Regions from separate parts of the Homo sapiens genome. Here region 2 is linked to region 1. Evidence: read pairs that join two places in POLR2A ChIA-PET (ENCODE). Cell type or tissue: Caco-2. All regions are shown on one strand. Each heading gives the region's core, and the rest is flanking DNA. Links, peaks and the distances in the headings are about the cores only.

Evidence for each region. Peaks named below come from ENCODE experiments on the same cell type or tissue, not always from the same donor. Only the 100,000 strongest peaks of a DNase experiment are listed, where the experiment ranks them.
Region 2: POLR2A ChIA-PET joins it to region 1 with 6 read pairs; 1 of 35 experiments calls an interaction of 5 or more read pairs at or near these places.

What each region holds. Positions count from the first base shown.
Region 1 is chr14:71,590,453-71,594,960 of GRCh38, forward strand. The region is part of intron 5 of SIPA1L1 (signal induced proliferation associated 1 like 1); the gene reads left to right. Among named protein-coding and RNA genes, the nearest start is that of SNORD56B, 190 kb to the left of the region's middle. In Caco-2, for the core only: no CTCF peak of the experiment used is centred there; a DNase peak (open chromatin) is centred at 2,119.
Region 2 is chr14:70,187,270-70,191,523 of GRCh38, forward strand. SLC8A3 (solute carrier family 8 member A3) reads right to left here and starts at 1,682. Exons shown (of 7, transcript NM_182932.3): 1 at 1,110-1,682. It also overlaps the pseudogene LOC646548. RefSeq lists silencers at 1,117-1,256, 1,327-1,656. In Caco-2, for the core only: no CTCF peak of the experiment used is centred there; no DNase peak of the experiment used is centred there; H3K4me3 peaks cover 689 bases; H3K27me3 peaks cover 264 bases.

The DNA.
Region 1 (4,508 bases), core at 316-4,315:
TGGTATTTAAAATTATGAGTGAAGTTTAGTTTCAAATATAGTACTCATAGCTTTATAACAATTGCTTTAGAATAAAGCATATCTTAATATTACTACATGATAGGTCCCATTCCAGAAGGCTTGTTGACGGAAACAATCTTGTCTCGTGACTAAACATCCATGTCTCATTCCTACATATCTATAGCGTGGGTCTTGGAATCAATATGTATTGCATACCCTGATGTCATTTTTAAACATTTATCTTCTCAGAATAATTTTCTGAAGTTTATATTTTAGAAATTACATCTCTGTTACACTGTCCTTTAAGGTACAAGGTTTCTCATTCTTGCCAACTTGGCATTTGGGGGTGCGATGATTCTTTGTTGGGGTAGCGTGGAGTAGGGGGCTGTCCTGTGTATTGTAGGATGTAGGATGCTTAGCAGCATCCCTGGCTTCCACACTATTAATGCCAGTAGGTTTTCCTCCTCCCTCTAGTTGTGACAGCCTAAAATGTCTTCAGGCATTGCCAAATGTCTCTTAAGAGGTAAACTAACCCCTAGCTGAGAACCCCTGCTTTACTGTACCTGTGCAAATTTTCTGCAGGTGTGTCTGAGCTGTCGATAGGTGGAGGCAAAATGGCCTCCACCCAAAACTGACACTGAAACATATTAGTTATAATCTAATTTATGTAATAATGGGTACTTTTTTCCTATTAGGCAGTATAATAATATTATTATAATAATGAACATTTTGGGTACTTACTGTGTACCAGGCACTGTACTAGGCATTTGCTATGCCACATTTTCTCATTTCAATCTCTTGATGCCCAGGAAGGTAGGTACTATTGTTAACCTTATTTTCCAGTTGAGAAAACTGGAGCTTAAGTGATAAGACTCTCATGGAGCTAGTAAATGTTGGAGCCAGGCTGTCTGAACAGAGTCATGTTCTTAATCACTGTTCTCTGATCTCTGCTAGGTTAAAGAGATGGAGAATCTTAAAGTATTTTATCTTTCAAAAGTCTGGAATAAAAATGTGAATGCCTAGATTCCAGATTAATCCTGTTTGTTCATAATAACCTCATAAATCTAATACCCACTAATCCAGTAGTTACTAACTTGAAGCATGGAAAATACCCTTTTACCCAGCATAATTGGAACTAGTGAATTGAAAATATCAACTCAAGCAGGGAATTGTTAAAAAGTATACATTCAAACTGTTTTATTATCATTAACACATATAAGAATATGTTTGCCAAACTCTTGTGAGACCAAGGGCTTTTCTTTGACAATGATTCTACTCTTTTAAATTCTTAATTGTGTTAATAGGCTAAACCATAAGAATAAAAACATAGAGACTAACAACATAATCTGAGTACAAAATCTTAGATTTCATAAATTTTTTCTCATTTTTTCATAGCTGTCCTGCCCACATTTAATCCAACAGCTTTCTTTTTAATGACTTGCCTTTATTAAGTTTGTATAAAGCCTTAGTTTTTAATAGGAACAACGTTTATCTTTTGTACTCATATTTCATCAGCTTTCATGATTAAATTTCATAATTAAAATAGCAAGTCAATTGGTATAAACAGCTCACTCTTTGTCAGCATGAGGTCCAGCTGGCAGGAACAGAAAGTATGTATGGCACCTAGGGATCACCCACTAGACTGCTAGTGCCATTGGGTATTTGTCAGCATGGTTTGCAGGGAAATTATGAGCAGTGGTTAATCCAGGAAGTTGTTCAGTGGAAGTCAGTTACACAGAGTGGTTACTGTAAGAGCTTTTCTTGGGCCACACAACTTTCAAGTCAGACAGGCAATTTGTTACAGTATGATAATATACCACAAATAGTGGCTCTGGATAACAAAATTTGGAGCAGAAATTAAGCTCTGTAAAGTATAAACTGTACATTTTAAAAATTGTTGTTTATACTTTTATATAGTATAAAACATATCTAAACAAACAACTCTGTCTTATAATAGACAACTTTGATTCACTGAAATTAGCAGACTAACTCATTTTTCCTAATCAGAACCTTAAAGCAAGTCTTCTTGTTGAAGGAGTACATCAGTGTCAGATGTAATTTATCCTCTAGCACCAAGGTGTGGCAGAGCTGACCTGGCTGTCACTCAGCCGCTTATCACCGGGTAGTTTCCATTTGGCTGCCTAATGCATTCCTGACTTCACTGTGGCTAAGTCTCAGGTGGGGAGGGGGTGGAGGGGGAGTACTTTACTAAAGTATGCTATACAGCTGATATTATATGTAAAAATCATATTTGGCTGATGAAGCTATAATCACTTTATTATTATGTTGTTTTTATAAACATTATTTTACAAATTTAGACTTCAGAGGCTATTTTAGTCCAACATAGAAGCCAGGTCCATTGCTGGAAAAATACTGGATCAGTAGAGGAATCCCATTGTTTGTATTTAGTAAAATAAGCAACATGCCATTGATGCTTTTCTTTCCAGTCCTTTCTCATGCCCACTTCTCTTTGCCATTTTGCTAGTGAGTGTATGTTTATATTGAGAACCAGGATTAAATGACAGTAATAATATAGCTAACATGCATCATGTTACTTCTTTGTACTTTATTGAGTTCCTCACTTAATGCCCATTGGACATTAAGGTGGATCTGTACTGGTGATAGAAGTCCAAGTGATAGCCACATCCTCCTTATGGAGGCACAGACTAGGCAGTAGGGCTGCATTCAGATTAACCTGAATTACTTATCTTCCTTTGAGTATGTATGTGTTTTGTGTTATTTATTTATTTATTTATTTATTTATTTATTTATTTATTGAGACAGAGTCTCACTCTCTCACCTACGCTGGAGTTCAGTGGCACGATCTCCGCTCACTGCAATCTTTGCCTCCTGGATTCAAGCGATTCTCGTGCCTCAGCCTCCCAGGTAGCTGGGATTACAGGTGTGCAGCACTGTGCCAAGCTAATTTTTGTATTTTTAGTAGAGATGGGGTTTCACCACGTTGGCAAGGCTGGTCTCAAACTCCTGGCCTTAAGTGATCTGCCTGCCTTGGCCTCCCAAAGTGCGGTATTACAAGCGTGAGCCACCGTACCTGGCCTTTTGTTTTCATTTAGATAGTCACCATGATCAGAGTACTAAGGAAATTTATAAGTGGAAAATACTAAGTTATAGAATAATTATAATGTTGCCTATATCCTGCATAGCTTGTTGAGGAGGAGACCCTTTCCAAGCCATTACTCATCTTGGTTTCTGTGGCCCCACAGGACTTCTTCAATTTTGCACCGAGTGTATAATTGTCTATGAAGTGTGTTCTCCTTGAATCCTATAGAGAGGAATGCATTAATGAAGACAGAGGAGCCCATGGGCTCTTGGCAGTGGCATTTGTTGCTCCACTGATCAACAGTGTTGATAGGCTTGTCTTCATGGTAGGTGGAGTGTTACTCTCAAAGTCAAGTTACTGAAGATGCTGTGATAGGGAAGGGCCTCCCTCTACTGCACACTGCCCAGGAGAAACACAGTATCTGGTCTGAAGCGCATCTAAGAGTATTTTCCCATTCCTTAAAAGAGGGACGACTAATGCTTATGCACCTAAATATTCTTTGGATAACTGTAAGCCACCAGATTTGATTGTTCTTACTGTTCACCTTCCTTCTCCTCCTCCTCCATTCCAAAACACATACAAATCAGGTTGAACAGTGATTGAGGAGACAAAGCACATTTCAGTTGCTGTTTTCTGTCTTTACCTCTCACCCTCTTGTAATCAGCCATCTTTAACATAGTTTCTTTAGAATACCACACTTATCTTGATTTGTACTAAAGTTACAGCTTTAGCACTCTCATATACTCTCAATTTTGCTATCAAGAGCTGTTTTTCAAGTTCCAGTCTGTCAAATAAGCATCATTAAATAGCTGTTATAAATTTTAGTGGATTATTTTTTAGTGCATATAGAACATCAGGGAATATGATTAGCTAAATATATTTCTAAAATTGTGTGCTTATTTTGTTTATTCAGTTTTTTTTGCTTTTTAAAAAATCCTTCTGCTATGTAAATATTAGGCTTGAGAAAAGTACCATAGAATGCCTTACAATTCAGTGTTCTTTAAATATAATTATTCTACTTCTAGTTTTTTGATGTGGACAGTTTTAGATTTCAGATAAATGGTAAACTCCAAGGTCAATGAGTCTGTTCTGCTGAACCATGTTGTGTTCTACGCTGTTGAATTTAGCAGTTATTTTCTGCCAAAATGAATTGAATGGTGAAAGTTTTTATACATATATAATAATTGTTTTAATGCCCTTGCCTTTCATGTTTTTATTGAAGTATTTTTCAATGTAGTTTCATTTTTAAACACTCTATTTATATATAATCTATGTAATTCATTCGAAGGTAGCTCTCTATGTATTCCCTCACAGGGAGATTTGAGGCACTAAATGCCTTCCTGAGAAGCTAAGCTAGGAGTGTGTTTTGCTGCTGTCCTTTTATCTGCTCAGGGCTTCCAGAAGCAAGAAAGCTAGTAGTAGGTATTGTGGTTTTGTGTGTTTGCTC
Region 2 (4,254 bases), core at 1-4,000, 1.4 Mb before region 1:
AGAAAGAGAGAGAGAGAGAGAGAGGAAAGGAGGAGAGAAGAGAAGAGAAGCGGGGGGCGGGGGGAGAGAGAGAGAGAGAGAGAAGGAAGCTGCGATGAGCGGGTAAATTTATGGTACTGCATTAAAGGCATTTCTTCTATTTAACCCCACCCCGCCACCACCACCACTACCACACCGTTAAAAATAAAATACAATGAATTAAGACGAAGAACTGCTTTTTTCCCCGGAGCAAATTGCTTTCATCATCTTTCCCAGTGGCTCGGGTCCTCTGGGCAGGTCAGCCAGGGCCTGTAGGAGCAGCAGCGCTAGCCTCTGAATCAGGGCTTTGACTGTGTGTGTGTGTGTGTGTGTGTGTGTGTGTGTGTGTGTGTCCGCGCGCGCGTGTGTGTTGGGGGATCGGGGGAGGGTTAGTTATATATTTCGATTCTCTCCACCGAGTCCCGGATCACGCAGACCACCAGGGGCTGGAGAGTGCAGCACTGGAGAAACCCTCCTTCTCCCTCGCCCCCTTGGCCCCAGCGGTGGGTGCTCTGGGGCTGCAGCTCCCGACCCGCGGCGGTGGAGTCCCGAGATTGGGGTGAGCGCGTGCGTGCGTATGTGCACGCGGGCGCGCGCCGAGTGGATAACGCGCTTCCCTGCTAGCCCCCAAACCCGGCGGACACTCACAGCACCAGAAGCACAACACGCCCTGGCCCAGGTGGCACACATATGCCGACATGCATCCAGCACACACAACACAGCAGTCAGTCTCCCCAAACAGCACCCGCTACCAACCCAGCATGCTCACGATCCAACTGTACCCACCTGCCCAGGCATCTCTCTCTGCCCCTCCCCACCCGGCGGCACCCTCCTGTAGACACCCACTCTGCCAGATCTGCCCCCCCAACACTGCATACACAATGTACACTTTCCGGGGCACCCTCACCCCACTTCTCCTGGCACTAAATCCACAGGAAGGCGGTTCATATGAATGATCTTGAGAAATAACTTAACCCCGTTACTCACAATCAGGGATCCTCTTAGGGGCATCCCAAGCCCCCCAACCTCTACCTCCCATGTCTCGGCTGCCCGCTAAGGGGGAAGGGCAGGAGGCTCACCCCATTACTCACCGTTTCCTCTCGGCCTCCCGAGCGGAGTGGGCAAGGGAGGGGGGTGAGGAAGGTACGCGATGCCCCCGCCGCCCGGCGCCTCACCGGTCGCAGCGGCTCATCGCCCCCGCGGGCTGCCCGCCGGCCGCAGCCGCGTCCGGGGCATGTCAGTCCGCCGCCGCCGCCCTCCCGCCGGGGTTCGTGGGCTCGCAGCTGTCAGGGAGCTGCGGGGCAGCGCATCTGGAGCGCGGGGTCTGGGAGGGAGGGTGTCTGGGGCCAGGGCGAGGGGCCCCGGGAGGGGTCCTTCCGCACGGATTTCAGAAAGAGGGAAACCCCGACCCAGAGCGGTGACTGGAATCTACGCCCGGGAGAGGCCCGGAGTCCCGGCCGCGGGCGGCGGGGGATTCCTGCAGGAAGGGGCAGGAAGGCAAGCAGCCCGGCGCGCCCTGGCGGCTCCGAGGGACCTGGGCTCGGGCTTGCGGTCGCGTCGCCTGGGCTTTCCCTGGGCTGGGAGCGCGCCGGGTCTCCGCCTTGCACGCTGTCACCGCGGGAGACGTCTCGGCCTCGCCGCGCGCAGAGGGGACGCGCGGAGAGGCTGGTTTCTGGGCGAGCGGAGAGCTTTGCCCATTAAGCTGCCGGAAGAAGCCAAATCAAAAAGCCAATCTCCAAGCCTCCAAACGGAACGTCACCCTATCAGCTGGGAGACAGCGCCGCACTGACTGACAAGCCGCGCATATTTATCCTCGCGCGCGGAGGGGAGACTCTCAGAACGCTCCTCGACCAGCAGCGAGGAAGTCGAGCCCGCATCCCGCATCCCGCATCCCGCATCCAGAGCCCCCGAGGGACGAATTCAGATCCAACCCCTGCCCCGCGGCCACCCACCCTAGTCGTTGGAGCCTGGCGCCCGCGCCTCCCGGCCGGCAGCACGTCAAAACGGCGGCGCGTCCTGACCTGGATTCCGCCGAGTTGGGAGCTCCAGGCAGCAGGCGGGCGCGCGGCACCGGCTTTCCCCTTGTCCTCAGGAGACGCTGCCTGCAATTCCGAAATTAAGTCTCCACCAAACACATCTGTGGTTTTTAAATATAGCAGGGAACTATTACCCAGGCAGGGTCCACCCAGGCCTAGGGGAGGAGTTGAGGGGGATGGAGATTGGCAGCGGAGGGAAAAGAAAACTCCTTTTTTCCCCCTCTTTTTTTCTTCTCTTCTTGGTGCAGAACCCAGCCTGTCATTTTCTCAACCCAAGTCAAACAACAGTTTGTGAGAGACGCTTGGGTGAGCTCTGGTATGTTGGCTTTTCGGGTTTCTAAAGCTAAAAATAAGAGGGGGCTGCCTCCCAAATTGCTGCTTACTCTGGGCCTGGAGGCTGGAAGAGAGCTGGTCCTTTGATGCAGCAGCGGGACTAGGGCTTGGGGCTTGGCTCAGGCGAAGTGTACACACGTAGCCTTAAATCAGATGCCTGTAATTTCTGCTATATTTGTCAGGCTTGGTCCTAGAGGCATGCGGGGTGGGCAAGCCACTCCTAAGAATGGGGTTTCAAGCCCTCAGCTTATCGGTGGCATTAGGCAGATCTAAAATGAGCCTGGTGGCTGGCCTTCTGTAGCGACACCAGTGCAGAAAAGTCAGAATGTAAGGGCAGGAAGTTGTTCTCTTTCAGGCCTCTCTGCTGCCTGAGGCTAAGTGTGAGGGGCCAACAAATGATAATAATACTTACCAAATAGCAGCACCTTTTAAGGGCCAGGAGTGGTGCTAGTGAATTTGATTGTATTACCTCATGCCATCCTACTAAAACTCTGTGAGCTAGGTACAATTACCAACTCCATTTTTTTGTTGAGGAAATTGAGCCTTAGGTTAAATAACCATCCCAAGGCCACGTGCAGCAGAGCCAAGGATTGAAATAAAATGCAACCAACCGGAGTTGTGCTGAGACGTCAACAGTGTGTGTGACTCCTGAGATCCCTGGCTCCTTTGCCCGGCTGCTCTGGAGCAAGGCTTGGTTCAAACAGATTAAGGGGGTGTAGAGACTAGGGAATCTCTAAGCCTGAGATGGCAGGAGGTCTTTGCTGGTCCTTTGACTCAGTGTTCCGTTAGCAAGCTGTGTGGTGGTTTCTGGCCTGAGTCCGGAGTCAGAATCCTGGATGTGCTCAGTAGGAGCAGTAGGAGTGCTTTCAGACCCCTGAACCTTTATGGGTCTTGAATTTCATTTAAAGTTAGGGCTGGGACTGACTTTGAAAGGTTTCAATAGCTTCTAAAGTTGTGGGATCTCAGGATATGTCAGTTACTGGGACTTACCTTGTGTCTGCTCCCGTGGAGAGTCACAATGCTGAGTCTACACATTGAGAGTCTACAGTAGAGACAAAGAGATGGCTAATGGGCACCTAAATTGATAGAGTTTTTAGGTAGGGCAATTTTGAAAGATACATCAAATTCCTTAAAAACGTGAATGCCTGTGACCCAGTAATTTTACTGGAAGAAATTTATTCTATGGCAATCATTAAGGATATGCTCAAATATTTAGTTACAAGGATATTCATGGTAGTGTTTTTAAGAGTGAAAAATTGGAAACATCTTAATTTTCCAACACAACAAATTGGTGAAGTAAACATGTTTTGTTGACATAATGCTGTATTCTACCACTGTAAAAATACAGATGCAGCATTCTGTGTACTGGTGTGGAAAGGTTTTTATAATATATCGTAGACAGAGAGAAAAAAAACCCCAGAACACAGTGTAACACAGCATGTGCGGGGGTGGCGGGGTGGGGATGAATGCCCTGGCAGCATAAAAACCCCAAAATGGTAGTGGTTATCTCTTGGTGGTGGGATTTCTGGTGATTTTGTTTCTCTTTGTATCAATCAACTTTATTGAGGTGTAATTTACATACAACAACTCACCTTTTTTCTGATCTATGCTTTATGAAGGCATCAAAAGCAAGGTCTAGTGCACAGGCTAAATGACTATCTCAGTAGTGAGGAACATGAATCTGCAAAACTATCCCAGTAGTGAGGAACATGAATAATATTTCAAGATACCTGCAAAAACTAACTGATGATATTAAAATATCTGACATTTCTAATGGAGATAAAGTTACAGGTATCCAAACATCACTACTACTACTAAAAACTCACCTGTTTTAAGTGTATAGTTTGAAGAGTTTTTATACAAGTAC